Linked DNA regions of Homo sapiens: region 1 is linked to region 2. Evidence: chromatin loops called from intact Hi-C (ENCODE). Cell type or tissue: chondrocyte. All regions are shown on one strand. Links, peaks and the distances in the headings refer to the core of each region. The heading gives the core; the rest is flanking DNA.

Region 1 (16,202 bases), core at 5,122-7,621, 1.2 Mb after region 2:
CACCCAGCTGGTGTCTGCTGCAGAGCTGATTGCTTGCTTAGTGTGTGGGGAGAAACCCCACACATTTGGTCACAGAAGTCTTCTGTGTTGCTTGTGGTGATAGAACAGAGGAAAAACAGTTTGAGTTTTTCCACTATCACAAGTACAAATGAGGGCTTTTTTTTTTTTTTCAGTCTAGCTGCCAGTACACCACTGCCCTCCTCCTTTGTGAGATCTTTGTAGGTTCTATTCTCATTCTTTCAGATGCCTGGTATATTTGTAATTTGCATCCTGTTATTTGTATCTTTTTTTCCTATCAAAGAGAGCTCACAAGAATGGAGAAGGGGAAGGGAATTAATATTTCCTAAGCATCTGCTGTATATCAATTACTGTGCTTAACTGTACATATTATTTGATATTCATGATAACTCAGTGAGTTAATTATTACTCCCATTTTCAGGCTAGAAAACTGTGACTTAGAAAGGTTAAGTTACATTTCTGTGGTCAAACATATAAGAACTGAAGTTGAGGGCGGGCACAGTGGCTCACACCTGTAATCCCAGCACTTTGAGAGGCCGAGGTGGGCAGATCAGGAGGTCAGCAGACCAAGACCATCCTGGCCAACATGGTGAAATCCCATCTCTATTAAAAATACAAAATTTAGCTGGGTAGGGTGGCACGTGCCTGTAATCCCAGCTACTCGGGAGGTGCCACTGCACTCCAGCCTGGGCAACAGAGCGAGAGTCCTTCTCAAAATAAAAAAAAGAACTGAAGTTGAATTTCTTATATGTGACTTCAAAGTCCACAGTCTTTCCAGCTGGTGAATGTGTCAGTAATTTAGGCTTCTGGGTTTGTTTAGAGTGGCTAATTTTGAAATGCTTTAGTAACTGTTTTACATAGTTGCTTTGTTCATTTATTGATTACATAAGTACTCAAGAGATATGGCCGGGTGCGGTGGCTCATGCCTATAATCCCAGCACTTTGGGAGGCCAAGGCAGGCTGATTATGAGGTCAGGAGATTGAGACCATCCTGGCTAACATGGTGAAACCCCGTCGCTACTAAAAATACAAAAAAAATAGCCGGGCATGGTGGCGGGCACCTGTAGTCCCAGCTACTCGAGAGGCTGAGTCAGGAGAATGGCGTGAACCCGGGAGGCAGAGCTTGCAGTGAGCCGAGATCGCGCCACTGCACTCCAGCCTGGGCGACAGAGCAAGACTCCGTCTCAAAAAAATAAATAAATGAAAAAAAAGAAATAACTGGGTCCCCATCTGACAATGAGAAGCACATTTAATGCCTTAAGGTAGGAATGAAAGAGGCAGACACCTGAACAGAGAGAGCGGGTGTGTGGAAGGCATTGTTTCCTAATCACAAGCATTTGAAAAAGGCTTTTTGGGGAAGCAAATATAGGCCTCTTGACGTCCAAGAAATCCTACTGCATTCCTATTCCAGTTAAGGCTGAGCCTGGAAACAATGTTTAGTACCTGTTCTCTTAAAGACCTTTCATACCACTTCAGCTGTAAGTTAATAATGGAGTCTTTGTATAATAAAAGAGTAAAAATAGACTTGTTTTTCTATTACATTTTGTTTTTGGTTAGGGAGGAAAAAAACGTGAAGCTGTATCAAGGTTGTATTTGTCCTAATAAATTTTGCTTTAGATTCATTGACGTTCAAAGGCACAAGTCTCCTAAATCTCAGCTCTGCTATTTGTTACCTACTTATTACATTGCACCTGTTGATAACTAGCTCAGCTTTTTGGCCCCACTTTTCTCATCTATAGTTTCACTACTGTATGAATACTCACCTTACAAGGCTGTCTGGCTATAGATAATGTACATAGTCTCTCCAATCTACTTTTGTACCCAACTTCTATCACTTTCCTGTGGAATCCTTAATGTTAGTAAAACTTTTCTCCTCACTACGCTTTGATCAGTCCTTTGGGATTAACTTTCCTGAAATGCCTCCTTTTCTCTTTGTCCCTTCAGTCTCCAACCCGAAGGCCCAAGTCAAGTTTAGTACCCTCCCAAATCCTTCCCAGTCCATGATATCTGCTTTAGATCTCTTCTATTCTCTTCTGAGTTTAGACTTGGTCTTCCTTTCCTTTACCTATTTGTAATTATAAACCATCATTAGCATCTCTTGTAGCATTGCTTTGTGCGGTTACACATATCTTTCCCTTTTCTTTCCAACAAGATTTTAATTACCTAGAGGTTGGGGTTGTTATGTTTCTTCACATTTCTCATAGAGTGCAACACACCTGAACAGTCTCAAACAGCAGCAACATTAATATGTACTAACATTCATAATCCTTCCATGAGCATTGCATACAGAACTGTGCACAGGGTGAATGTTTAATAAGTATTGCAGTAATTACTTATTACTTCTGTGTTAATTGTAGTATGTTCCGAGGATCCAACCTCTGCAGCACTTTTGCTCAGTTTCTTGACCTGCATAAATTCCCAAGAAAATTAACAAAAAGTTTGTTATGGTCTGAACTATGTCCTTCCCAAGTTGATAGGTTGAAATCCTAACCCCCAGTATCTCAGAATGTGACTGTATTTTGAGATAGGGTATTTGAGGAGGTAATAAAGGTTAAGTGAAGTCATTAGTGTGGGACTGGTGTCCTTATAAGAAGAGGAGGTTAGAAGACAGGCACATACAGAGAAAGGACCATATAAAGATACAGGGAAAAGACACCTATGTACAAGCCAAGGAGGGAGGCCATAGAAACCAACCCTACAGGCTGGGCGCGGTGGCTCACGCCTGTAATCCCAGCACTTTGGGAGGCCGAGGCGGGCGGATCACAAGGTCAGGAGATCGAGACCATCTTGGCTAACACGGTGAAACCCCGTCTCTACTAAAAATACAAAAAATTAGCCGGGCGTGGTGGCGGGCGCCTGTAGTCCCAGCTACTCGGGAGGCTGAGGCAGGAGAATGGCGTGAACCTGGGAGGCGGAGCTTGCAGTGAGCCGAGATTGTGCCACTGCAATCCGGCCTGGGCTAAACAGCGGGACTCCGTCTCAAAAAAAAAAAAAAAAAAAAAAAAGAAACCAACCCTACAGACACCTTGATCTTGAACTTCGATCCTCTAGAATTGTGACAAAATAAATTTGCTGTTTAAGTCACTCAGTCTGCGTGTGTGTGTGTGTGTGTGTGTGTGTGTGTGTGTGTGTGTGTGTGTGTTTTCAGTCTGGCAAACTAATACATCATCTTAGAAGAGCAAGTTTGTCTGCATCTTTTCATTGTACAGCCTGCTTCCCTTTGGATCTGGCCCTTTCATTTAGGTTCTGGGAGGAGCCAATGAGTTCAACTGCTTAGTAGTTTGTTTTGTTTTGTTTTGTTTTTTTGAGACAGAGTCTCGCTCTGTCACCCAGGCTGGAGTACAGTGGTGTGATCTTGGCTCACCACAAGCTCCACCTCCCAGGTTCACGCCATTCTCCTGCCTCAGCCTCCCGAGTAGCTGGGACTACAGGCGCCTGCCACCACACCCCGCCAATTTTTTTGTATTTTTAGTAGAGACGGGGTTTCACCGTGTTAGCCAGGATGGTCTTGATCTCCTGACCTCGTGATCCATCCACCTTGGCCTCCCAAAGTGCTGAGATTACAGGCATGAGCCACCATGCCCGGCCTTAGTGGTCTTTTTGAGAGAGCACAGAGAGGCAGGAGACCATGGTGGGTATGAATGGATTGCTCTGCAGTCAGACTTTTTTGACTTTGAACATCAGTTTAATCACCTGTTAGTTGTATATTCTTGGGCAGATTAATAGATTTCTTGTTTTTGTTTTGCTTTTTTTTTTGATTCGGAGTTTCACTCTTGTCACCCAGGCTGGAGTGTGATGGCGCGATCTTGGCTTACTGCAACCTCTGCCTCCCGGGTTCAAGTGATTCTACTGCCTCAGCCTCCCAAGTAGCTGGTATTACAGTCACGAGACACCATGCCTGGCTAATTTTTGTATTTTTAGTAGATACAGGGTTTTGCCATGTTGGCCAGGCTGGTCTCGAACTCCTGACCTCAGATGATCTGCCTGCCTCTGCCTCCCAAAGTGCTGGGATTACAGGTGTGAGCCACCACGCCCTGCCTTAAATTTCTTTTTTCCTTGGTTTCTTCACCTGAGAAATGAGGCCCATAATCACATATTTCTTATAAGGATGTGAGAATCAAATTAGTTTAAACATACTAGTGCTTAGAACAGTTCTTAGTACATAGTAATTAGTAAATTCTAGCTATTATGTAAAGATTTTTACCTTTATTATATGAAGTCATTTATTTTTGATGAATTGAATTCTTAACAGCCTAATTAAATGGTTTAGCACTGAAATTGAGAGACCCATTCCTTCTAACACATATTCCTGTAACCACTTGTATTCTTAAACAGGTTTAAAACAAAGAGCTAAATTATTTATTTCTCTGTTGTGTGTGTACATGTACAGACATATGTACATATTCATCTTTATTAACCCAAGAAGAAGTGATCTGTTAGCACCTCTCTCGTCACAGGAAAAACACACATTTCTGTTGTCAAGTTTCCCTGGCTCCCAGGCCTCCTTTGTTTGGGTACCTCAGTCACTGGGTCTTGATCCTGTTGAACTAATGAGGCAAATTGACTATGTAGTTCAGTGTTGATGAATGGTCTAAGAGGTGACTTCAATTGAATATTTTTCTTTTTATTATCATGTTTTTCTTCTAAATTAGTGCTATAAAACCAAGGACACACTTTCACTGGTGTTTCTGTGATTTGAGATTACTTCTGTTACTGCCTTTAGATTTTGTTTCCCAAGGGGGTTGCAGAACGGACTGCTTTTGCACATTGTGAGCATCTAATCAGTTACAATATGCTAATAAGTTTTAATATGGTGTGATCTTGTGTTTATAAGCACAAACCTTATTGTAAATGTCAAAATAATTCAGATCTTAATATATCCCCTGTAGTGATACATTAATAAGGGCCATAGGAGCAAGTACTGTAGGTGGTTAATTCTTAATGGACAAGGATCTTTTTGCTATTTGATTTGGAGATCAAAACCCAGAGAGACAATAAATAGCCTGCATTTTAATTTCAGAATGTGATATTTGCTCTCCTCACAGCAAGGGAGAAGTTCCCTTGAAAATCCTCATTTGTTAATACACCATGACAGTACCAAGGACATGATAGGGTTTTCTACCCATGATTGTCAAATAAATAAATAGATGTATTCATCATTGTGTTACAATTATATGTAGTCGCAAAAGTAGTCTTTGAGCTCAATAGCATAGCACCACTACTTTTTCTGTTAAGAAAACGGAGGTCATAGAGGTTAAGTGACTTTGGATCATGGACAAATCAGATCTAGAACCCAATTCATTGATTCCAAATCCAATTTTAATTTTGGAGCTTTTTATTTTATTTTTAATTTTAATTTTTTTTTTTTGAGACTGAGTCTTGCCCTGTTGCTCATGCTGGAGTTCAATGGCCCAATCTCGCCTCACTGCAATCTCTGCCTCCCAGTTCAAGCAATTCTCGTGCCTCAGCCTCCTGAGCTGGGATTACAAGCACACACCACCATGTCCAGCTAATTTTTGTATTTTTAGTAGAGACGGGGTTTCACCATGTTGGCCAGACTGGTCACAAACTAATTTTGGAACATTTTATACTACACCATCTGTAATAAAGATTTGAAGGAAGCAGGATAATTGTTAGATTTTAATTGCCTTTGACATTGAAAACATATTTTTTTGAGAAAAATAGGGAGAATACACAATGTGACTAGTTATTTTTGGTATTCATTCCATAAGAAGACCTTTCTAGTTGCTGCATATATTTGTTAGCATTATGCATGCAAATCACTACTCACTATTTTTGTACTTCTTCATGAATTGACTTCCACAAGATAGTTGATCACTAACTTTAATCCAAATGGAGCTTAAGACAAAATACAACTTAGCGTAATGTCCTACAGGTTCATCCGTGTTGTTGCAAATGACAGAATTTATTTCTTTTTTAGAGGCTGAATAGTACTCCATTGTGTATATGTACCATGCTATCTTTATCCATTCATCCATCAATGGACACTTAGGTCATTCCATATCTTGACTATTGTGAATAAAGCCGCAATGAACACGAGAATGCAACTGTCTATTCTACGTACTAATTTCAATTGCTTTGGATATATACCCAGAAATGGAACTGACAGATAATATGGTAGTCCTATTTTTATTTTGCAAGGAACCTCGATATCGTTTTCCATAATGGCTGCACTAATTTATATTCCCATTAGCAATGTATAAGAGTTTCCTTTTTGTGATGAATATGTTAAGTAGTTTGATTTAATCATTCCACATTGTATACCTTTATCAAAAAATCACCTTGTACTCCATAAATGTATACAACTATGATTTGTCAGTGAAAAATAATATGAAATTAAGAAACAACATTAAAAACCCAAAACACAATTTAGCTGACAATCACTCCCAATGTGACAAAATTTAACAAATCGGTATTTTATGTTGCCACCAGGAGGCAGCACAACCAAGCAATCCAATCTGTTTTCATTATCATTTGTTTTTTCAATCTGGAAAACTGAATAGTGTACAGGCAAGTATAGTATTGAATTGGTCGATATAACTTCTTATTACATCATCTCACTATCTTTTGCCATGTAGGTTTAAACTATGACTTAGTGGTGCAAGAGACCACATCTTCAAGTAGCAAATGATGGAATCTCAATGACCACATCCATGATCTCCTGGTCCAAAAAGCATATGTTCTGTTTCTATGTATCTCCATTTATCTAGGTCATTCAACTAATTCCTGGGGGTAGGGGAGAATCTCCTTTCAGGTGGCATTATGGTTTAGAGGACATATGAATTAGGCATGAGAAGTCCTGGCTTCTCCATGAACTGTGAGATCTTGGGATCTTGGCCTCAATCTAACCCTCTTGGCCTCAACATTCTAATATGCAAAATGGGAGAGATGTGTGAAGGTAACTTTTCCTTTTATGATATCTTTATGAGGTAATATACTATGCTTCTAAAAAAGAATTGGCAAGAAAAAAATGTGAGAATTCCTTCAGCCGCAAGACTGACAGGAAATCTCCAGGTTTCCCTGTAGTCTAACTCGTATCAGAAGAGTAATGGCTGAGTCAAAATACATCAGTTCAAAAATATGGCACTGTTTCTTAAGCCTGGAATGATCCAACCAGAATACAAACTCGGTGTTTGTACCTCACAGTGGGTTTTAACATCTCTAGAATGCACTTCATATGTGTAGACTCTGAGGCACTTTGATGGAAGATTATTTCTGATATTTAGGAAACTGTCAGGCTGCCTTTTGGAGATTTGTAGTTGCTGTGATTGACAACTGGTTTCAGATATATATTTTCATTGCTTTGGTTAGGTGTGAGTATATATCAAAATGAATTGCTGAGTGTATGAAATAAAAGAAAAGTGAGTTTCTTCTACTTGTGTGATCTCTAAAGATCTTAAAGGAATCATTTGTAAAGCAAATTGGCTAAATATCATTTATAGCAACCTAAGGGAATTTTCTTTTTTTATATATAAAAAAGACATGAGAATTAAACCAAAGGTCTTTGGTGTGCTAAAGACCTTTGAATGTGCACTAGTTTTGGAGTAAGCAAACTGCTATTGTGTTTTTTCTTTATTGTCAGTGTTTTAAGACCAATTTATTCAAGCCATCAGATGGCTTCTTTGTACTTACATAAAATGAAGTCATGTATGCTTCAAACCAATCCTCTATTTATTATTTATTTGCATGGAGCTTTATTCACACTATTATTATTATTATTTTCTTCAAGGATAATTGGGGTGCAGGAATATTTAGGATTTGGACAAAAAATTTAAAGACCTGATATTTACTGACTTTACTCAAGTTGATATTCTATCTTTCTAGCTTAACTCACATTTTGTAACATTTTAAAGGATTATTTTCAAAATAAAGAATATATACAAAGTTAGAGGACCAAACAGCAAAAAGTTTTCTCTTTCCATTAGGGAATGCTGGATTCCATTACGGTAAGACATTTTTTGATGAAGTAAAGCAGTATATTCAACTGTCAGCCAAAAGGCAAAAACTTCTATTTCTTTTCTTGTTATTGATCTTCTTGGAAGCCCGTATCATTTGCAAAAATATAATTCTTAACTTTTTCACATCCAGTTTCTTTTTTCTTTTTCTTTTTTCTTTTTTTTTTTTTTGAGACGGCGTCTTACTCTGTCGCCCATGCTGGACTGCAGTGGCATGATCTCGGCTCACTCCAAGCTCCGCCCCCCGGGTTCACACCATTCTCCCACCTCAGCCTCCCGAGTTGCTGGAACTACAGGCGCCCGCCACCACGCCCAGCTAATTTTTTTTTAATTTTTTTTTTTATATTTTAGTAGAGACGGGGTTTCACTGTGTTATCCAGGGTGGTCTCTATCTCCTGACCTCATGATCCGCCTGCCTCTGCCTCCCAAAGTGCTGGGATTACAGGCGTGAGCCACTGCACCCGACCTTCACATCCATTTTCTAAAGTGTAAACATTTTTTTCTTCATGATTATACTCTAAAACACTGTCGAATTTACAATAAGATCTCCATGGACACAATTACTTTAGTTTTCCGCAGGCTGGCCAGTGAACCAGATCAGTGCCAGCAGAGAAGCATATTGTAACGCTGCTATTGATACGGAAGGAGAGCAGGGAAGTGCTGGGTAGAGGAGGGCATGGTCCCTGGTTAGGGCTCCACCCCCAGGGACCTAGGTGAGGACGGGCACTCCTGCCTTCCTGCCCAAATGTTGCATTTGCCAAGACCACCCTGGCCCACCACGCCTCCATCCTGCACCTATAAAAACTCGAGACCCTAGCGGGCAGACACACAAGCGGCTGGAGGTCGTGAGGAACACATCTGTGGAGGAAGACACAAGTGGCTGGTTGTTGAGAGCACGCCAGCGGAAGAGCACGCGACAGGCACCGGCAGGCCAGGAGGCCATTGACCCGCGAGACAAGGCGGAGTTTGGCCGGGGCAGTTGGAGGAGAGTCCTGGACCACGGAGCGGCCCAACTCCGGGGGAAAACCATCTCCCTTCTGGCTCCCCCATCTGCAGAGAGCTACTTCCACTTGATAAAACTTTGTATTCGGCCGGGCACGGTGGCTCACGCCTGTAATCCCAGCACTTTGGGAGGCCGTGGCGGGCGGATCACTTGAGGTCAGGAGTTTGAGACCAGCCTGGCCAACATGGCGAAACCCCGTCTCTACTAAAAATACAAAAATTAGCCAGGCAGGTGGCATATGCCTGTAAACCCAGCTACAGCTACTCGGGAGGCTAAGGCAGGAGAATCTCTTGAACCCAGGAGGCGGAGGTTGTGGTGAGCCGAGATCGCACCATTGCACTCCAGCCTGGGCGAAAAGAGTGAAACTCCCCTCTCAAAAAAACAAACAAACAAACAAAAAAACCTTTGCATTCAGTCTCCAAGCCCACGTGTAATCCGATTCTTCCCATAGAACAAGGCAAGAACCAGGGATACAGAAAGCCCTCTGTCCTTGCAATAAGTCCTGGGTCTAATTGAGTTGACTAACACAAGCCGCCTATAGACGGCAAACTAAAAGAGCACCCTATAACACACTTTCTGAGCCTTCAGCTGTAAACATTCACCCCTAGACACTGCCGTGGGGTTGGAGCCCCACAGCCCACGCATCTGTATGCTCCCACAGAGTTTTGAGCAGCCGGGCACTCAAGAAGCGAGCCACACCACCATCACATGCCCTGCGAGGGGGACAAGGGAACCGTTGCCGTTTCACTCTAGCAGCACCACACAGCTCTTTTTGGGGAATGAACTTATGGTTGTAACAAAGATAAAAATCACTGCATTAAAAAAAAAAATCCCAAAATACCATGTTAATCAAACATAAAGTACAAAAGGCATTGGAGTAATGTTAGAAACTTGACTGGATTTGCAACTGACAGAGCATCAGAAGGAATGAGAGCACATTTCTCTTTCTTCACTGTTAAGAGACTTCAAACGTACACTACTTTTAGTCCTTTTAAAATCATTCAGAGCCTCAGTCCAGCAAGATTCATTGTAGAGGCATTGGTTCCTTAACAGCTAAGCTCAAAATATGTTGTTGGTAAGAAATGACATTATGGAACACATCGTGTTTAAGTATGCGACCTGTTGAAGAGTGTGTCTTGGTTCTTAATCTTGAGATCCATAGCAAATGTGGATGCTGATATGCAAGATTGAGAGTATATATTAACCCCCTTTTCCTTTTAGTGGCAAGAGATTTAAGATGGAATTTAGATCTCAGAAAATACAACTGGTAACAGGTATATAACCCTGAGAAAGAAACAATCATCCCTTTATTGGAGTGATTCTGTATGTTTTATTTAGTTTTCTTATTGCAACGCTCCTTCCACCACCGTCACAGTGATTTTTGTTGGACATAGCTTGAAATCCTCCATCAGAATTAAAGAAGGAACAAACAAATCCCCCCTCCTGCTATAGAACAAAAGCAAACAAACAAAAAAAACCCTACAACCCTCCTGCTGGTTCCATCCCTCTGTGGGCTTCCTGCAGCTTGGTTCCTGCTGTTCTATCCCTAAGCCGACTGCAGGCAGGGTGACCATCTGCTGCTAGGTCACAGCTGCCTCTTCAAAATTATGCTCTGGTTCCTCTGTCCCATTTTAAATGCCTGAATATTGTTATATGTTGCTTTTATCATCTCCTGAAAAGCTGCCAACACAAGTCTCTATTTGGAATCATTGGTCTTGAATATTCCTTTAAGACATATACATCTCATCTCTTATTTTCTAGACAAGTATCATACAGAGTTCTTTCCTAAAGCAATGGTCCCTTCTCTGATAGAATCCAGACTCTCAAGTAAGTGAGAATTACCAATATATACCACATTAAGTCTCACACTATAGATATTAATTTTTTTGCTAATAAATGTGAATGCTTATATTTGATTTTTAAATTTTATGTTTTCAGTCATTGATAGGACATTTGGGCTTAGTGTTTTTGTGTAACATTAAGAACATGAAGTCACAAATGCAGCTAGAGAAGAGACAAAGCATGGGAATTTTTTTGGGGCGGGTGGCGGGGGGGACGGAGTCTAGCTCTGTCGCCCAGGCTGGAGTGCAGCAGCGCGATCTCGGCTCACTGCAAGCTCTGCCTCCCGCGTTCACGCCATTCTCCTGCCTCAGCCTCCCGAGTAGCTGGGACTACAGGCGCCCGCCACCACACCCGGCTAATTTTTTCTATTTTTTAGTACAGATGGGGTTTCATCGTGTTGGCCAGGATGGTCTTAATCTCCTGACCTCGTGATCCGCCCACCTCGGCCTCCCAAAGTGCTGGGATTACAGGTGTGAGCCACCGCACCCGGCCGGGAAATTTTTAAGAGTAATTAAAGAACATTGCTGGGCAGATCTCCTGAGATATGCTAATTCTTGGGTGAGTTAACATGGTTCATTCATAAGAGTTCTTTCTTCTTTGGACAGAGTATCTGTGGGCTTCAGGTTCCTGGGGAACAGCTTTTAATAATGATGTTTGATAGTATGGCCTACGATTGTCTATTTTAAAATGTAGCATTTTCTCATATCATAAAATTCAAGGACATAGCACTAAATTTTGATTTGATAAAGCCATTTCTATAGAGATCTAAGATAAGATAGCCTAGACACATTGTATTCCAAAGATCTGTTTTAGGAATAGAATACTAGAGACTCATTATATTTAGTGTAAAACACTTAGGTACTTCTGAGTTTTCTAGTGATCACACTAAAAAGAGTACAAAGAAACAGGTACAATATATTTCGGGCTGGGTGTAGGTGGCGTGCACCTGCAGTCAAAGCTATTCGGGAGGCTGAGGCAGGAGAATTGCTTGAACCTGGGAGGCAGAGGTTGCAGTGAGCCAAGATCGTGCCACTGCACTCCAGCCTGGTGACAGAGTGAGACTCCGTCTCAAAAAAAAAAATTATATATATTTCATGTACCCAATACATCCAACATATTATTTCAACATATAATAAAAAATTATAAATGCAATATGTTAATTCTTTTCTTGGATAATCTAGTGTGTATTTTACATTTACAGAACATCTCAGTTGATACTAATAATATTTTAACTGCTCAATAGCTACACGGATCTGGTGGCTACTGAATTGGACAGGACAATTCTAGTGGAATAACTGGCTATTATGTTTTTTGTATAGCCCCTTTTAAAAACTCAGGGCCCGGCACAGTGACTCACACCTGTAATCCCAGCACTTTGGGAGGCCAAGGTGGGTAGATCACTTGAGGTCAGAAGTTTGAGACCAGCCTGGCCAACATGGTGAAACCCCATCTCTACTGAAAATACAAAAATTAGCCAGGCGTGGTGGTGCATGCTTGTAATCCCAGCTACTGGGGTGGCTGAAGCAGGAGAATAGCTTGAGCCCAAAAAGGCAGAGGTTGTAGTGAGCCGAGATTGTGCCACTGCACTCCAGGCTGGGTGATGGAGTGAGACTGTCTAAAAAACAAAAAGAAAAACATACAAAAAATCAGATATTTCCAGTATGTTTGACTAGTGCTATATGACATTGAGATGGTTGAATTCAAATGTAGGTAGCAAAATTTCAACTTTTTTTACAAAAGTTGAAAGCCCAGTTTGTCTTCTCACTCAGATAGGTAATCATTAACACAGAAATCTACATACTGGTAAGTTGTAAAGTTTTTTTACTCCCACTTTGGGTGATAAAGATGATAGTTACTTCAATTATCTTAGCAATTATTTACTTTCAGAGGTGCAAGTTGGGCAATTCATTACTGCTGATATTGTTTAGGTTGTCACAACTTTTAAGATCATGTATATCCTACGAGACTTGAAATAACCTTCCAAAGTTTAGGTTATTACCTTTGAGAATTCACTATAGTAGGAATTAACTGGGTGACACATTTAAATCAGTCAAGAATCGCATTTTTCTTATGAAGTTAATTTGTATAATAACACATTTAAGAGTAAGATAAACAGTACAACGGCATACAATAAGGAGTTAAAAATAAATTGCTACTTTCTATGGAAAGAAAAGTAGTAAGTTTAATGGTGAAATTCCCTAGGAAAACCACACAACTTAACATCTTATTCTTGCCAAGTAGCATGACCTCTTTAAAAGCTCTCATCTCATTTCCAAAAGGAAATAGAAAATCAATGAAAACATCAACAAGTAAAGTAAGCTAGGTGCTTCAGAGAGGAAATAGAAAATCAATAAAACACCCAGCAAAGTAAGTTCTATAGTAACATTTGTAAATGAAATTAATATGTGTTAGAGAATGTGTGTGTTCGTGCAATGAACAGAATCACTTAATGCACACTATTATAGAAAAGTTAGTTCCTCAGAGAGTTCATGCTATGATGCTTTTCTTGGTTTGCATTTGAAGCAAAGAGGGATAGAATTAACATGAATGCCTTATGATATATTTAGTTAGTGGATCCATTATTGTAATTTAAGTTGTATTTATACTGAATAATCCTTATTTTATATTTTACCTGGATTGAATTTTGAAACAAAACTGGATATAAGATGGTAAAAACCTAGAAATTTCATTTTCATCAGTCTTTCTAATATACACTCATGCACCGCATAACGGTGTTTCAGTCAATGATGGACTGCATATGTGACAGACCCCAGATTATAATGGATCTGAAAACTTCCTATTGCCTAATGACATCATAATCAATGCATTACTCATGTGTTTGTGGTGACGTTGGTGTAAACACACCTACTGTGCTCCCAGTCATATGAAAGTATAACACATAGAATTCTGTACAGCACATAATATTTGATAATCACTATTTTACTGACATGTTTACTATACTATGCTTTTATCATTATTTTAGAGTGTACTCCTACATATATGTGTATATATATATACCGTTAATTAGTATAATTAATAACAATACTAATGAACAGTTAATTAGTACTAATTGATACTAATTATTATTATGAGTGTATATATATATACTGTTAGCCTCAGGCAGGTGCTTCAGGAGGTATTCCAGAAGAAGGCATTGCTATCATAGCAGATGGCAGCTCCATGCAGTGGGATAAGATGTGGAGCTGGAAGATGGTGATATTGATGATCCTGACCCCGTGTAGGCCGAGGCCAGTATATGTATTTGTGTCTTAGTTTTTAACAAAGAAGTTTAAAAAGTAAAGAAAAAAATAGAAAAAAAATGTAGAATAAGGATATAGAGAAACTAGTCAAAGAGTTAAGAAATAAAATGTATAAAGTAATAATGTTACAGTAAGCTAACATTAATTTATTATTAAAGAAAGAAAAATTGGATCCCATGAATGTAGTGTAGCCTAAGTACACAGTGTTTCTGAAGGCTACAGTGGTGTATGGTAACATTCTAGGCCTTCACATTCACTCATACTCATTCACTGAGTCACTCAGGTCAATTTCCAGTCCTGCAAGCTCCATTCATCCTGAGAGCCCTTTACAGGTGTACCATTTTTAATCTTTTATACCGCATTTTTACTGTACCTTTTCTGTGTTTAGGTATGTTTAGAGATACAAATACTTACTATTATGTTCTAATTGCCTACAGCATTCAGTAGAGTAACATGCTGTGCAGGCTTGTAGCATAGGAGCAAAAGGCTGTATCATTTAGCCTAGGTGTGTACTAGGCTATACCACCTAGATTTGTGTAAGTACACTTTTGTTGTCTTGATGTTCACATAACAACTAAATTGCCTAATGTTGCACTTTTCAGAACATTAAGTGATTCATCACTGTATATAGAACCATTCTGATCAAATGTTACATTTGGATTTTTCTTCTGTGTTTAGTCACAGTATAAATTTTATCACATTTTATTCACATATTTAAAAGACAATGCCAGCTTTTCTAGAAGACTTCATATATTTATAGAACAAGGCTTAACGTATGAATAAGAATCTAATTCCTTTTAAATAGCTTTTAATCTATATAATTTATAATGACTTTTAAATTACCTCTAGATATTTTTAAGTGGTAAAGCCTTTGGAATTATGAAATTGCATTCTAAGTTTAATGTAGTTAGTGCTTTGGTAACTTTGATACTGTAGGATGGGCCATAAAATAAATGTATCCTGAAAAGATTTTTTTAATTCCCATTTTAATCAAGAAAATGTGAGATATGAAGATTATATTGCCATTAAAATAAATTCAAAAGCTTCATTTACTTTTTAAAATAAACTTCTCATTTTAGGAGAGTTTTATATTTATAGAAAAATCATAAAGATAGTACAGAGAGTTCACATATAGCCCATCCCCAGTTTTCCCTATTTATCTTAAATTGCTATGGTACATTTGTTACAATTAATGGACCGATATTGATACATTATTTTAAAAGTCTATATTTTACTCATATTTCCTTGGGTTTACCTAGTATCCTTTTTTCTGTATAAAGATTCCATCCAGGATGCAGGATTATATTAGCTCTCATGTCTCCTTAAATTCCTCTTGGATGTAACAATTTCTTACACTTTTCTTGTTTTTAATGGCCTTTCATAGTTTTGAAGGTTATGGCCAGGTACTTCATAGACTGTCCCTCAGTTGTGACAAATGTTCCTAATGTTTTGGGGAGGAAAACCAAAGGTAATGTGCCATTTTCATCACATTACATCAGGGAAACATACTATCAGCAGAAGCAATCACTGTTGATGTTGCCATTGATTACCTGACTAAGAATAGTGTGTGGCAATTTTCTCCAATGGGAAGTTTCTCTGCCTACTCCCCCTTTCTATACTACATCCTTTAGAAAAAAAGTCATTAGTGCAGTTCTCACTTAGGGAATAGGGAGTAATGTTCCACCTCCTTGAAGGTGGAGTGTCTACATAAGTTGCTTGGCATTTTCTGAATAAAAGATTTATCCCTTCTCTCCTATTGATTTATTTGTTTCATCATTTTAACAGTATGAATTCATGGACATGTATGTAATACTTGGGGACATAATTCTATACTACTTTATGTTATTGCTTGAATGGTTTCTGCTTTAGCTGATCTATCCCTTTGACACACCACATCACCGTATGGGGGTGTGTGTGTGTGTGTGTATGCACATGTTTTAATTTTTTTTAGTTCTTCCTTACTTCATGGCACTAAAGGATACTGTAGGCTTCTCTTCTATATTTCCTACCCCAAGCCTAGAATCCACCATTTCTCCAAGGGGTCCTTGTTCCTTTTGTTTCAGGATGGTATCAGAAACAGACACCTAGGAGCTTTATACGCTC
Region 2 (16,202 bases), core at 8,309-10,808:
GAAAGGGTGGGCAACTCAGGCTTTTGAACCAGGTGAGCAGGTGCTTCAGATACCTGGAAATCTTCCTGGGCATGAAGCAGAGAGGGCCTCCCTGCACTTAGATCTCTCCACAGGAAGGATGGAGCAACTCAGGCTGCCAATCTGGGCAAGTGGGTGCTCCAAATGCCTGGAGATATGCCTGCAGGTGGAGTGGAGAGGGTCCCGCTACACCATGATCTCAGGGGAGGCAGGCTCTGGGGCACTCAGCAATAGCACATGCAGACCACTTCCAGGTCACCAAGCTGGCCCTGCCTGCAAGTGTTGTCCCTCGTAGAAACCATTGTTATAGCAGATCTCCTCCCACCCCAGGCCTGCGATGGAGGAGAGCACAATTCCAGTGCCTACTGCTGAGGTGCTTTCTACGATTCTGGCTGTGGAGGCCCCTACCCTGCTCCAGAGCATGACCTCCAAAATGTGGCCTGAGACTGAAATGCCTGCATGGCCACAGTGCCAGGTGGCCAAAGAATGACTTTGTATGTGCTGACATTAAAAATAGTGTCTTGCTCTCAGTCCCGGGTCTGGGAAATTGCCTGCAGCTTTTTCCTGGTGTCTTTCCCTCTCAGTGTCTCCAAGCCGCTCCCCAAGTTAACTCCAGGGCTTGGGAGAAACAAAGTGCCTGAATTGCTCAGATTCCTGGTGAAAAGTTGAGTCACAGAGGGAGGGTCTCTGGCCTTCTCACATACTGGGACTTCACTTACTTTTATCACTGGACACTGTCACAGAGACTGTTTGCCCCATGGTCTTCTCCCTAGGATCTGGGGTGTCCTTCACAATTTAGTGGATTGCCATTTTCTTTCTTGAATTGAAGCTCACAGAGTTGATATCTATGTACTATCTTGCTATTTCCAAGTGGCTGAGGAACATCAAAAGCCTCTAAATCCACCATCTTGGAAAAAAAAACCCTTTTGTTTAAATTAAAAAAAAAATTGTTCTTTTCCTCTTATATATTGGAAAATATCTTGGGATTTTGCACTTATTACTTATGAATTAATCATAGTCTCAGTTTTCTTATTTTTTTTACAATGATAATACCCACTATATAATATTATTATGAAGATTAAGAAAAGTAATATATTTAAATTTTCTATCAGAGTGTCTGATATATAGCTGTTCAACTAATGTTTCCTTTCTACCATTCCTACTTCACTTCCCTACATCCCATGTCTGTAGCTAAACACTTGGGAAACTCTGCAGTAAGTTACCACTCAGATTTGGGGCCTGTAGAGTTGGGTGATGGTGAGACAAAGATGAAAGAAGAGGACCACCAAGGATCTTAGGAGGAAGTAACTGAAAAGGTTGAAATTAAATGGTTTGTATCCTCCGAGCAGTTTAGCAGAATCAAATCAGGATTTAACCCCAGCACCCTATTTCTTTAGCCATGAATTCCTTAGATGGCTTTGTCTTCTTGGGAACCCACTTCATGTGCCTTCTATCATAGAGAAACAGCTCTATCATGGCCATGCATTAATAGTGAGGAAATTTACCTACCATTTTGTCTATAGAATTATAAATTTTATGGTTGAAAGGGACCCTGATAGTCATTATGGCTACTTTTAGGCAGGCAAGAAGTATTAACATCATTTTACAGGTGAAGCAGTTGTGAACAGAGAGGGTAAATATCCTGACCCTGGGATCTTTGTTCAATTGATGTCAGCAAGTCAGAGGTCACATAAAACATATACACTATCCTCAGAGAATGTAGGAATCGAAAATGCAGAGGGACTGGGGAATAACCTCACTTGTTTGCTTTCAGCCTATTAAAATGTAGTTCTCTGCATTCAGCTAAATGGATTTATGAGTTGCTTTATATATTTTACATTTAACTAACCAATTTTTTTCATCAGAATTAGCTGGGTTGTGCTGCAAATGTGAAGAGTCTCTAAATTTCAATGGCTTAATAACAGTACATGTTTATTTTGTTACTTGTGATACATGTCTAAGACGGTTGCAGAGGCTCTGACCTTTGTAATCAGAACCCCTGATCTAGGCAACTGGAGACTCAATCTCAGCACAAACTTCCAGGATTTCTGAAGCTGGAAAATACATAAAAAATTTTAAAAAGAGTATGGTGAATCAGACAATGCCGGCCTTTTAGACCATCTTTGAGTAGAAAGACTATTTATAATCTACACAATGAGAACAGTGCAGGATTATCAGCTATCTTTCAGTTCTGAAACATCCATAGGCCTATATTCTCTTTTATCTTGACAATGGTTGCAGTCAGGAATAAATAACAAGTCTGTTTCTTCCTGGAGGAAGTGTTCTTTCTGGTGACTTTCTACCAAAAAACCAGTTATTTAACCTTCACTAACTTGACTTTACCATTGCCCAGAATTAACTAGAAGAGAATTTCAGAACTACCCTGCAAAAAGGGGGCATCTTTTTAATACGGTATCAATAATAGGTCTGTATAGAAGTAAGTACAGCAAGAATCAGGTGGCCAGGATAATTTAGAAAGTGACACTAGTAGAAATAGTCAGAGGAAGTTGGTGTAACACAGGGATTTAGTTTAGTGTCTATCAACAGAAGATTAAGCAGACTACAGGAGTTTATGCAAGACTACCATGGATATACACATAGTGGCAGAAGTACAAAATAAAAGAAATTAGGAATTAAGAATAAGAACAATTGCTAATAAGTGAGTGAATGTGTGATATACACAAACACATACACATGTGTGCACACATATATACAATTTAACTCTTTATAACCTCCCCCCAGAATTAAGTACTATTTTATATTTCAGATGAGAGGACTGAAACCCAATGTTTCTTGGCTAGTAAGTGATGGTGCTGAGATGCCAGTCCAAATATATTTGATTCTATAGATCATGGTCTTTCTATTTTTTACTGAGAGGTATTATTTCATCTAGGCCACTTCTTAGCTAAATAACATATATCATCTATATATGTTATATTATATATATTTATAACATATATATATATTTATATTTATAACATATATCTGATCTTTGTTATTTCTTTTTCTCCTGCTAACTTTGGGTTTATTTGTTCTTAGTTTTTTAGTTCCTTGAGGTGTGATGTTAGGGTGTTAATCTGTGATCTTTCTACCTTTTTGAAGTAGATATTTAATGCTATAAACTTTCCTTTTAGCACTGCTTTTATGATATCCCACAGGTTCTGGTATGAGATGCTTTCATTTTCATTCATTTCAAAAAATGTTTAATTTCTGTCTTAATTGCTTCATTGATCCAGTGGTTGTTCAAGAGCATGCTGTTCAATTTCCATGTATTTATATAGTTTCCAAGGTTTCTCTTGGTATTGACTTCTAGCTTTTTCTCAACATAGTCTGAGAAGATCCTTGACGTGATTTTGATTTTAAAAAATTTGTTAACACTAGTTTTGTGGACTAATATGTGGTGTATTGAAGAATGTTTCATGTGCTGATGAAAAGAGTGTATATTCTGTAATTTTTGGGTAAAATGTTCTGTAAATGTCTGTTAAGTCCATTTAAAGTTCAATTTAAGTCCAATGTTCCTTTGTTAATTTTCTATCTTGATGATGTCTTGTCTAGTGCTGTGAATGGGATGTTAAAGTCTCTCACTATTATTGTATTGCTGTCTATTTCTTTAGGTCTAGTAATTTTTGTTTTGTGAACTTGGGTGCTTTGATATTGGGTGCATATGTAGTTAGGATTGTTATATCCTCTTGCTGAATTGATCCTGTTATCATTATATAACGATCTTGTCTTTTTTTTTAATGTTTTTTATTTAAAATCTGTTTTATCTAATGTAAGTATGGGCTATTCCTGCTTGCTTTTGGTTTCTGTTTGCATGGAATATCTTCTCCATCCCTTTACTATTTGTGTCTTTAGGGGTAAGGTGTTTTGATGAACCACTAGTTAGACTACCCAAGAGAAGAAGAGAGAAGATCCAAATAAACATAATCAGAAATGAAAAAAGGACATTACAACTGATACTACAGAAGTACAAAAGATCGTCAGAGACTATTATGAACAATTACAGAGTCACACACTAGAAAACTTAGAGGGAATGGATAAAGTCCTGGAAACACACAAGTTCCTAAGATTGAACAAGAGAAAAACAGAACTCTCGACCAGACCAATAAAGAGTAGCAAGATTGAATCAATAATAATCCCCCAACAAAAAGACACCCAGGACCAAATGCATTCATAGCCAAATTCTTCCAAACACACAATAAAGAACTAATACCAATCCTCCTGAAACTATTCCAAAAGATTTTGAGGAGGAGGGAATTGTCCTTAATTCTTTCTACAAGGCCAGTATCACCTTGATACCAAAACCAGACAAGGACATAACAAAAAAAGAAAACTACAGACCAATATCCTTGATGAATATACATGCAAAAATCCTCAACAAAATACTGGCAAATCACATCCAAAATCAGCCCCAAAAGATAATACATCATGATCAGCTGGGATTTATCCAAGGGATGCAAGGATTTTTTTTTTTTGAGACGGAGCCTTGCACTGTCACATGGACTGGAGTTCAGTGGCATGATCTCAGCTCACTGTAACCTCTGGCTCCCAGGTTCAAGCAATTCTCCTGCCTCAGCCTCCTGAGTAGCTGGGATTACAGATGCCTGCCACCATGCCTGGCTAATTTTTTGTATTTTTAGTGGAGACAGGGTTTCACTATGTTGGCCAGGCTGGTCTTGAAAGCCTGACCTTGTGAAACACCCGCCTTGGCCTCCCAAAGTACTAGGATTACAGGCGTGAGCCACTGCACCCAGCCAATGATATTTAACATCTACAACTTCAACCAAATTAAGGATAAAACCATGTGATCATTTCAGTAGATGCAGAATAAGCATTCAATAACATTCAGCATCACTCCATGATAAAAATCCTCCACAAACTAGGCATAGAAGGAACATATCTCAACATAATAAAGACCATATACAACAAGCCTACAGCCAACATCACACTTAATGTGGAAAAGTTGAAAGCCTTTCCTCTAACAACTGGGACAAGACAAGGATGCCCACTTTAACCATTCTTATTCAGCATAGTACTGGAAGTCCTCACCAGAGCAATCAGACAAGAGAAGAAAAATAAAAGGCATCCAAATTGGAAAAGAGAAATTCAAATTATGTCTGTTCATGGATGATATGATCTTATATCTAGAAAACTATTCCACCAAAACACTTAGATTTGATAAGCAAATTTAGTAAAGTTTTAGGATACAAAATTAATGTACAGAAATTAGTAGCATTACTATACATCCATAATAATCTAGCTGAGGCCCCAATCAAGAATTCAATCCCATTTACAATACCAAAAAAATACATAGGAATATATTTAACCACGGAGGTGAATAATTTATGTAAAGAGAACTACAAAACACAGGGGAAAGAAATCATAGATGATACAACCAAAGGGAAACACATCCCATGCTCATGGGTTGGAAGAATCAGTATTGGTAAAATGACCATATTGCCCAAAGCAACCTATAGATTCAGTGCAATCCCTATCAAATTAGGAACACCATTTTTCACAGAATTAGAAAAATGAATCATAACATTTATATGGAATCAAAAAAGAGCTCAAATAACTAAAGCAATCCTAAGGAAACAGAACAAAGGCTTAGGCATCACATTGCCTGACTTCAAACTATGCTATAATGCTATAGTAACCAAAACAGCATGGTACTGATATGAAAATAAACACACAGATCAATGGAACAGAAGAGTTCAGAAATAAAGCTGTATACTTAAAACCAACTGATATTTGACAAAGTCTGCAAAAATATACACTGGGGAAATGACATCCTATTCCATAAATGGTGCTGGGAACATTGGATAGCCATATGTAGATGGATGAAACTGGACTCATACCTCTCACCAAATACAGCAATTAACTCAAAATGGATTAGACTTAAATGTAAGAACCAAAACCATAAAAACTCTGGAAGAAAACTTGGAAAAAACTCTTCTGGACATTGGCCTAGATACATAATTTATGACCAAGTCCTCAAAAGCAAATGCAAAAAAAAAACCAAAAATAAATAAAGAGGACTTAATTAAACTAAAAAGCTTCAGCACAGCAAAAGGAGCAATCAACAGAGTAAACAGATATCCTACAGAAAGGGGGAAAATATTTGCAAAGTCTGCATCTGAAAAAGACTAAGTTGCAGATTCTATAAGAAACTCAAACAAATTAACAAGAAAAACAACCCCACTAAAAAGTGTCAAAGGACATGAACAGAAATTTTTTTTTTTAATTTAAGAAAACTTTTAGAAATTTTTCAAAAAAAGACACACAAGCAGACAACAAACATATTATAAAATTATCAACATTACTGATCATCAGAGAAATGCAAATTTAAACCACAATGAGATATCATCTTACCTTAGTTAGAATGGCTGTTATTAAAAAGTCAAAAACTAGCAGATGTTGGCATGGATGAGGAGAAAAGGGAACACTTAAATGCTCTTGGTCGGTATGTAAATTAGTACAAACCCTATGGAAAACAGTATGGAGAGCTCTCAAAGAACTAAAAAAGAGCTATCATTCAGTCCAGCAATCCTTCTTCTAGGTTTCTACCTAAAGGAAAATAAATCACTGTATTTAAAAAAACAGCTATACTCATATGTTTATCACAGCACTACTCTCAATATTAAAGACATGAAATCAACCTAAGTCTCAATCAATGGAGGAATGGATGAAGAAAATGTGGTATATATACACCATGGAATACTACTTAGCCAAAAAAAAGAAAGAAACTATGTCTTTTGCAGCAGTATGGATAGTTGGAACTGGAGGCCACTATCCTAAGGGAAATAACTGAGAAACAGAGAGTAAAAAGTTGCATGTTTTCACTTATAAGTGGGAGCTAAACAATGGGTACACATAAACATACAGATGAGTATAACAGGCACTGGGGACTCCAAACATGGGGAGGGGTCAGGGAGTAAGAGTTGAAAAATTACCTATTGGGTACAATGTTCACTGTTTGGGTGATGGTACACTAAGAGCCCAGACTTCACCACAGGGCAATATATGCATGTAAGATACTTGCACCTGTATTTCCTAAATATAAATAAAATTATGTAAAGTACATGATGCTTTATAATGATAATAAACAACTGTCTTACTGGTTTATGTATTTACAAAGCAAAAAGAATTTCAAAAGGGCTTGCTTTAAGGAAGTTAAATCACTGAATAAACTCTCTGCTTTTCCTTAAAATTATATATATATAAAATATATTGTAATATATATAATATATAATTATATATATACCTCTGATGGATATACATGCAAAAATCCTCAAAAAATACTAGGAAATTGCATCCAAAAGCACAATCAATATACATAAATGTCATATATAATAGATAATGTCTTATATATATAAAATGTCTTACACATGTTTATGTAAAAGCACGTGTATATATATATATATATATATATATATAAATGTCTTGTATGAGAGATTGGTTGTCAAGAATAAGCCCATGATTAGATACTTTATATTTATATTTTTATAATCAGTCAGATTGTTTAGTATATTCCATAAGCATGTTACCTAATAAAACAAATAATGTTTTTGTTACAAGAAAATACTTATTTCAAAGAGGTTCTCATCAGTCCTTTGACCACTGGTTTAGTTATTGCAAGACAATGGGAAGAATAGCAGTTGTACTTGTGAAAAAACAAAAGTAGCATTATCTGCTGCATTTTTGGTTGATTTCCACTAGATGGTAGTATTGAATTCAAGATTCAACCTGCTATATATTTTAATGCAGAAATTTGATAAATTACAGAAGACATTTGTATTGTGTTACTTTTACCGTCTATGTTAACATTTGAAACCATATTCAGACTATGTTTATGCATGTTGGAATTTTTTTAAAAAATACAACTTCTGGAAATTTGAAAACTTCTTAAGAAGCTGGTGCAATATTAGATATATTGTATTGTAATTCATAGAAATAATCTTTTATTATGAAACTTTTTAAAATAATTTTTGCATGTGTTTTAAATTCTGATCATAGTCATTTTCTTTTTCAGGCAAAATGTAGATTTCGTTTTTAGTCTGTGGAAAGAGTAAGAGAAAAATAACATGAAAATATATTTTTTTTCAAATGTTTCTGTCAGGAAAGATAGGCTCTTGGCAGGTGTGTTTGTGTGTAAAAATAGACTATCTTCGAGTACATATTTTCACTTCAATTTCCATGAGGCATTATAAACAAAGACAAAAATTAAAAAAAAAAACACTTTTGCAATTAATGAATGATGAGTACAATATGTAGCTAATTGCCCTGATTATGTTAGTGTGTTATTGCAGAATAATAATGAACTGAATGAACCTGTTTTCCTTTGCTGTATTCCTAACCAGATGCACCCCTGGAAGATACATTAGGAGTTATCTAGTCCATCTCCATCATTGTACTAATGAAGAAACTGAGGACTGTGACTGCTTTTTAAACTGTTCTAGAGAAAAAAAGGAAAGATGGGTTCCATTGACTCTGTTGAATACTCTCTTACTGATTTACAGATCTTTACCAAGTACTTGCTTGCAGAGAATATCCAAAAGCAGGACCAGATCATGATACTCTTCAGGACAGTCCCTAATAGTTTTCACTAGAAAGGTATACAGTTAAAAAGTAGCGTAAAATGGTATTGACACTGGAAAATACAAAAGTACCTTGAATTAAATTGTATGGTGAAAAGCACCAACCGTGGAATCAGGTAGAATTAAGTAATGAATTTCAGCTCTGTCACTTACAATCTGTGTAACGTTGGGCACATTTCTGCACCTCTCTGCCATTAAATCTTCTCATTTACAAAATGGAGTTAAAAATACCTACCACGTGAAATTATAGGATATCCTAAATGGAATAACTTAGTAAGCTCTCAAGAAATCGTTCTCCCCTTGCCTCATTAAGAAATCATTTTTAAAATGGGAACTACGTTAAAGCCCAATTTAAGGCATAGATCAGCAATGTTTGATGGCATGGATCTGTCTATTTTGGGGCTAAATTGTGTTCTGACCCTCCAAATGATCAATTCTAATTAATTCCTTGGTTGTAGATTTGTAAAGCCCGTTTAGTTGATTGCACAGACGTGGCCAGAGTCAAGGTACAGGAACCCACAGACTATAGAAATCAACGATAACATGTAGAAAAATCACAGGCAACAGAAATGCACTATTTTTAGAGATTGTATAACTGCTCTAGGGTGAAGCTATCTTGATTGGACTCAGCATAGTGCAACAGAACAGAATTACACAAGATGCCCCTTTCCATTACACCCCATTATTCCTCTGTTTTTGAGGATTTATGCTAACATTGTTCTGTTACAGATTGTAAACATTGATGTATTCTGAAACTGTTAACTGTAAGCATTTATGCTTGCATTGTTTTCTGTTCATTTCTCTTGTATTCCAGCAGATGTCAGTCATTCTCTTTAAATAATCTCCATTTATTCTCACCTGCCTATGACCAGCTGAAGGGAAATCACCTTTAGTTATGTCAAAGTGACATGTTTGTTGAACTGTAACAATAATAATGCTCCCTATTAACCTATCAGGGACTTGAGCCATTTTGCATTCAAACAATGATGAATTTTTATTTTCTTATTTAATTATTTAAAAAATCTCCATCTCAGTTTCCAAAATGTGTAACTAGAAAATAAATGAGAAGCCAGAGAAGACATGCAGAGAATTTAAATTTGCACTTGTGGTAAAATAATCTGCACTTGCGTAGGAGAAGACAAATCACTCCTTGATGTCAATGTACGGTTATGATTTTACTCATACTTTAGAATTTTAAAATGTCATGTAGTGTGATATATATTCATGCAGATGTGGGTGAAACAATGTGCTTTTTAATCATTCCTGCTACAATCACAAACAATCATTATGTCTAGCCATTGATCCTAGCACAGGGCTTGTCAGGTAAGGGCAGATTTTATAAAACCTGGGTAAAACAAGCTTAATTTGCGTAAATTGAGTTTTTTTCTAAAAGTGAGAGGGTACCTTTTTAAAGAAAATGTAGTAAATGCAAAAGTCAATGAATCCTTGGATGTTTCTCAAACTATCTTTGTGTTTTAAATCTACTTTCTCATTTTAATAGGAATTAATCATTTATCCTCAAGGAATATTTTCCTTAAAAGGGAAGAATATTACCAGTTTTTCTCAACAAATCTCGAATTCATTGTGGGGAAACTGATGATGTCTCTTCATTTGTTTTGTGATTCTTGTATTTTAAATCAGTTCATTGAAACAGCCTGGCTGAGTGCTGTATTTAAGTATAGAAATTTCTGCTCATATCTGGTGGCTCTTGCTGAAGGAGGGACATAGAGCTAGAATGCTTGTCAGGGATCCCACCTTAACCTGCTCCTGCCCCTTAGATAGATCCTCATTGTCTACAGGCCATTTGCAACCAGGCGAAATAAAAATTACCATGTTTCTCTTTATTTTATTTATTGAAGATTTTTGACTTTGTATATAATTTACATAGCTTTTAAATACAAAAGCTAGTTTTAAGGAATGTATATTAAACAGTGGTTATTTGCCAGGACAAAAGATACCATACTAGAGAAAAGCTAGGAAAAGAAGAAACATAGTTTCATACTAAACAACTATTTAATAATTTTAAGAAAAACAGTACAGTTTAATATTTGAGAAGGGAAATATGCTATCATTCTGAAAATCTTGTATGCAGAAAACTCTTAGTTTTCTAACCTAATGGTAGTTTCTATACTAGATTTAAAACTTTTTGTACTAGGCCTTTTCCTCAAAAACTTCTGTAAAACCTTAAATGTTTTATTATCAATGCATATATAGGAATGCATATATAGGAATTTACAAAGTAAAAGAAGAGAGCAATACTCATGTCTGTCATTGATTCACACATTGTCCCCTTTAGATGTGACTGAGAGGGTGGTGGCTCACGCCTGTAATCCCAACACTTTGGGAGGCTGAGGCAGGTGGATCACCTGAGGTCAGGAGTTCCAGACCAGCCTGGCCAACATGGCAAAACCCCTTCTCTACTAAAAATACAAAAAATAGCCAGGCATTGTGGCAGACGCCTGTAATCCCAGCTACTTGGGAGGCTGAGGCAGGAGAATCGCTTGAACCTGGGAGGCAGAAGTTGCAGTGAGTGGAGATCATGCCACTGCACTCCAGCCTGGGCAACAGAGCAAGACTCCATCTCAAAAAAAAAAAAAAAAAGAAGAAGTGACTGAGTACTCAGTTATCCAGCTTTTAGGGCAAAGTGATCAAATGATAACAGAAAGGAAGAGGCAAGAGAAGGATTTTACAAATACAAATAGTAATGATGGTCCAGGGACATGATGGAAATCGCAGGATGAAGCAGAGAAGGGAGCTCTGTGTGTTCCCTGGGTGGAGATTGTACTAATGAGCTGCTCACATTTGAGAAACACAGATTGATGAGCTTCTCTGGCAATTGTTATGCAGCAATATTCCCATAAGAAGTCACAGTAGTTATCACAGTATCAGAGCACCGTAAAATAAACACATTGCTTTTTCCATGAACTTGAATATTTAATGTTAGAGATGAGTACAATGGAGGCAAATAAATCCTCTCCTCATTTCCTCACATCCCTACTTTTAAAGATTGTCAGGTATTCAATCTCTATCATAGTTGTTTGAGACTTTAGGTCCCTATAGTTTATCATTTTCCAGTAATGTTTTTGAAATGCAATAATTTAAAGATCTCTCGACTCTTGGATTTACATTACAAATGCTGGTGATACAAAAATTTCATTTAAATTAGTCTAGACCATGAAGTATGGACTTTTAGCATATTATATTGTAAATTTGAAATTGAAACACTGTCATGATCTTTTTTTAAAGAATTTAAAACTAGTATTTAAATATTATAAGTTTTTCTCTGAGAAATGTTTTACAATTGTAGTTTATAGTTCTGAGGACTGAGAGTGTAGGAGATTTGCTTAAAACAAGAATGGAGATCAGAGCTAGGGTGTCTACTATATTCAACATTTTTCAAAATTCGCTCTGCCACCTGTCAAGAGCTGAGCTGAGCTGGAGAGAGCTGAGACGCCCGTGGTGGAGTGGTCAATTAAGACAACAAGCCAAAGTGAAAGTAACAGCCAATCCTTTAATGACTTTCTAAGGTAGTAGAATAGGCAAGAGGAAAAAGCTTAACCATTTTAATGTTCCTTTTTTCTCCACAGAAGGGCACTGGGTGAAGGTCCAATGTATCAGTGCACACGGGGGAGTGGGGCGGGGAATTATCTCACCACCTACGTACGGGAGCCCGAACAAAAGGCTCTGGCCATTTTATGGACCCAGGGGTGGGGATGGGGGTGAGCTGGAGAGGGGAGGACTAGGTGTGGGAAACAGTGAATATTGAGTCAGAGAGAAAAAAGAGGCTTCAAGTGTCCTCCCCAGTGAGGAGGCCTCCGCAGAATGACCCGATGAAGAGACCTCCTCTCTCTGAATGCAGGGAGGGCTAGAGATGCAGATATGCATAAGCGCATGGTGCTGAGGATGGAGTGACTGAGCCCTTGACTGCAGCTCCCTTCAGAGACTGCAGTTTACTGGCTGCACACAGTCTGGTGTGGGGAGGACAATTTTTCCCTGTGAAGCCTGCCAGGTAAATCCTTTGCAATTGTCTGTGGTAGGGTTTGAAAGATGATTATAGGTTTTTGGCTAGGAGCTGGACTCCTCACCACTGTCTCATTTCAGGCCTCCATCACCTCATTTTGGGATTATTAGAGGTGCTTTTATCCATTCTCTCCACTTCTCTGAAGTTTTTTTCCAGCATGATCCATCATGCTCTTGATTGCCAGATTGCTTGCTTCTAAATCACTAGATCACTAAATCACTGTATCGTTCCTCTACTTTGGAATCTAGTATGTATTATTTTTATACCAAACTCGAGCCACTCAGGTGAGCATGTAAGGCCTTTGTTTGATGGGCTTCAGTTTATTTATCCATATTTTACTACTTCTTACAAAGTTTTCTCAGATTTTCCTAAGCCAATGATGCTCAATCAAGCTTGTACAACCCAAGGCCCATGGCCACATGAGGCCCAGGGTGGCTTTGAATGTGGCTCAACACAAATTTGTAAACTTTCTTAAAACATTATGAGATTTTTTTGCCGTTTTGTTTTTTAGATCATCAGCTATCGTTAGTGTATTTTATGTTGGCCCAAGACAATTTTTCTTCTTCCAGTGTAGAATACAGAAACCAAAAGATTGGACCCCCGTGCTCTATATCTTTTGTACATGACAGTTCCTTCTCAGCTCCAGCCTTTCATACTGTTCTTAGAACATCTTTGACTGTCAACTCCACCTATCAAGCTATTCTTTTTCTTTTCAAACTCAGCTAAAGATATCGTCTCTGTGCAGCCACTGCCCTGCCCCTCACACTGATTCTTTTTGCTGTTGTTCTTGCTGGTTCATGAATTCTTCAGCCGCTATTTCATTGCTTTTGTCTGTCACACTACTAAAATATAAATACTTGTTCAACAAACAACTTCGAATTATTCTCTAGTTATTTATTTTTTCTTAAAAAAAGGGTTCAATTGTATCCCCATCTAATTTTTAGGTATTAATCCTTCTTCATCAGGTATTATATTCTGCACTTCCTAGGTGGCAGGCAGAATACTTGGTATTTTCATTTATGTCATATAATTTAATTTTCACAAAGGCTCGTGAGTCATGCAATATTTATCATGAGGTATACAAGATAAAAATGAATCTCAGAAAGTTGGAGTAATTTTGTCATGCATAAAAGACCAGTATACTGGCAGTTGTGAGATCTTTCTTGCGCCAATGTCCATGCTTATTTTCTTCTACAAGATGCTGCCATTATACTGGAAACACAATAGTGACAGGGTCAATGAATGAGACTCAATGCTAGTTTATGTTTATATGTTCTCTACCTCAAGAAAAAGTGTATCTATTCAGCATCATTAGTAAAGTTATTAACTCTAAGTTTTTGTTGTTAAAAAAAATTGATTCTGGACGAAGGTGTTATTAGCATTAAAGGCAGGGAGTCAGAGACACAGGCCTTTTATTTGGAATCTTGAGATTTCATCTAAGAAATCTTGCCCTTTTGATGTGACCTGGTTGAGATGCCACAACCCTTGAGTGTTGGCCTCCTCATTTGGCAGATGAGATTATCAGATTGCTGATTTCTGAAGTCCATGTTGGCAATAGTGGGGGTTGGATTCTATGCCTTTTTTTAATTACTGCACTCCGAGTTTGTTTTCTACAATGTACTCAGTTCTTCCTCCCCAATATAAACTGTATATAGCTACTTCCCATCATGATGTCCTCCTTCTGTTAGAGACAACTAGAATATGACACTTTTTCTCTGTTTTCCATCATATGGTTTAAAGTGCCATGTCTTTGCCTCTGAATTTGTTTTAAAAGGAGACATTACAGTATTAGTATCTTTATTTAAAGAAAATCTAACCTGAGCATCATTATTTATTGGTCAGTCTTCAAGTCATAGCTGTCATAATGTATTGGAGTCAAATAAACAAATTTCCATCTCTTCAGGTCCTGGACATATTTTTAAATATATTAATGCTATTATTACCATTGTTATTTAAAATGTGTTAAAACATTATCTTCATAGCAGATATCATACACAAATACTCAAGAACATACCTTCAGTAGAGGTAGAAATTAGAACAAAGTTATAGCCCTCTTTCCCCAGCCCGACAAGAAGGGGAAAAAGAAATAGAAATTTACCAATTATGTTATGATGCAAGGAATACAATTCTGTCCTAGAATGTGAGTTGTGTATGAACTTCAAAGTATGCACTAGTGAAAGTCAAAGCCAAATTAGTGAATTCATTTTATTATATTTCCCACTATTTGTTGAATGTATATTTTAAAACATTGATTTTTTTCCGTGACTGTTTTTTAGTCCTGAGAAAGGGAAATGATGCAGGAGGAGATGGTGAGAAAAGTTAAAAGAAACAATGGGTTGAGTCACAGTGCAAGGCTCTGTTTCATAGATTCCCATGTACAGCAAAAATGCTTGTAGAGGGAGATGAGAGGGAAAAAAGCCCAAGCTGATTTCAAAAATACTGTAGTAGCCAAGAAGAACGTTTGAATTTTAAAAAGCAAAATGAATGTCCACGTCATTACATACTGCCCCATTTCCTTGAATTATGGCCGTGTGAAATTGATTTCTGTGTAGATTGGATTCACTGGCAGTTTCCTTTCCTACAAAGTCCCACAGTTCCCTTTCCTTTCCTTTCCTTTCCTTAAAAAGCAAAGGTACCTCTTGGATTTACTATAACTCACAATGTCCATCCTAATAACGGGAACCAGTCTGACACGGCGTTTGATTTGCTGAACTTAGGTGGGCTTCTGAGACCTCCCCACTTTCTTCTCTGACGTGCACATTTCTGATAAGAAAGGCAGCCACTGCTTTAAAACAATGTAGCCTGAGTTTACACTGGCAGGTGGCTTTTCCTCACTGCTTTGGAAACACAGCTGCACATTCTGTTTACAAGGGTTTTCCACCATCAAGTCTCTGAAATTTTAATCTGGCTAACAAGCATTTTTACTGATGATAAAGTGAAAACTTCCCTCTGCTATAAAATGAAAAGAGGCTTTCTTCTTGGGAATCTAGATTTTGACAAGCATATTTCTTTTTTTCTATTGCTAACCTTCTCTCCTTTTTGCATGTGGATCTCGTTAGGAAAAATCATAACATTGGAGACATTTATTTTCTGATAAATATCGTAACCGTCATGCTAAAAAGTAGAGGTTTTTAAAAATAATCTCATGTTAGTCGTTTGTTGGTGATTACGGAGACTTACAAGCAAGGCTGCCTATCCACATTGGTTAAATCTACCATCAAGAAGGAAACAGATGTACCCAGGCATTTTCTCATTAATATGTTGATGCTTTCTTACTAAACTCCTTAATTCTTTCTAGGAAAAGAGAGAAATGACTGTGGTTTTAACCATAAGCATATCATCGTTTGCAAACCTGCCACTAACCTTAGCAGGATCTGGAGCAAAAGTACAAATGTAAACCCCATAATATTTGGCTAAATATCTAGCAATTATAAATCAAGCTAACAGAAAGTTTAAAAAATCTGTCCTATTTTCCTATCTTAACACATTTCTTTTCATGATGACTTGGAAGTATAGGTCTGAATTCAAACTTCCTGGACCATTCCAAGTCCTGAGCTGGGATGTGC

The links. A loop is a pair of places that touch in the nucleus more often than their neighbours do. Peaks named below come from ENCODE experiments on the same cell type or tissue, not always from the same donor. Only the 100,000 strongest peaks of a DNase experiment are listed, where the experiment ranks them.
Region 1: it touches region 2 in a loop (4-fold over the local background); 6 of 110 quality-filtered maps call a loop at or near these places.

What each region holds. Positions count from the first base shown.
Region 1 is chr4:177,548,696-177,564,897 of GRCh38, forward strand. All of the region lies in intron 1 of AGA-DT (AGA divergent transcript), which reads left to right. Among named protein-coding and RNA genes, the nearest start is that of AGA-DT, 110 kb to the left of the region's middle. In chondrocyte, for the core only: CTCF peaks have their summits at 6,470 (motif pointing right) and 6,696; no DNase peak of the experiment used is centred there.
Region 2 is chr4:176,368,475-176,384,676 of GRCh38, forward strand. It overlaps a transcript of LOC124900817 not described here. Among named protein-coding and RNA genes, the nearest start is that of SPCS3-AS1, 56 kb to the left of the region's middle. RefSeq lists an enhancer at 9,429-9,568. In chondrocyte, for the core only: CTCF peaks have their summits at 9,434 (motif pointing right) and 9,679; no DNase peak of the experiment used is centred there.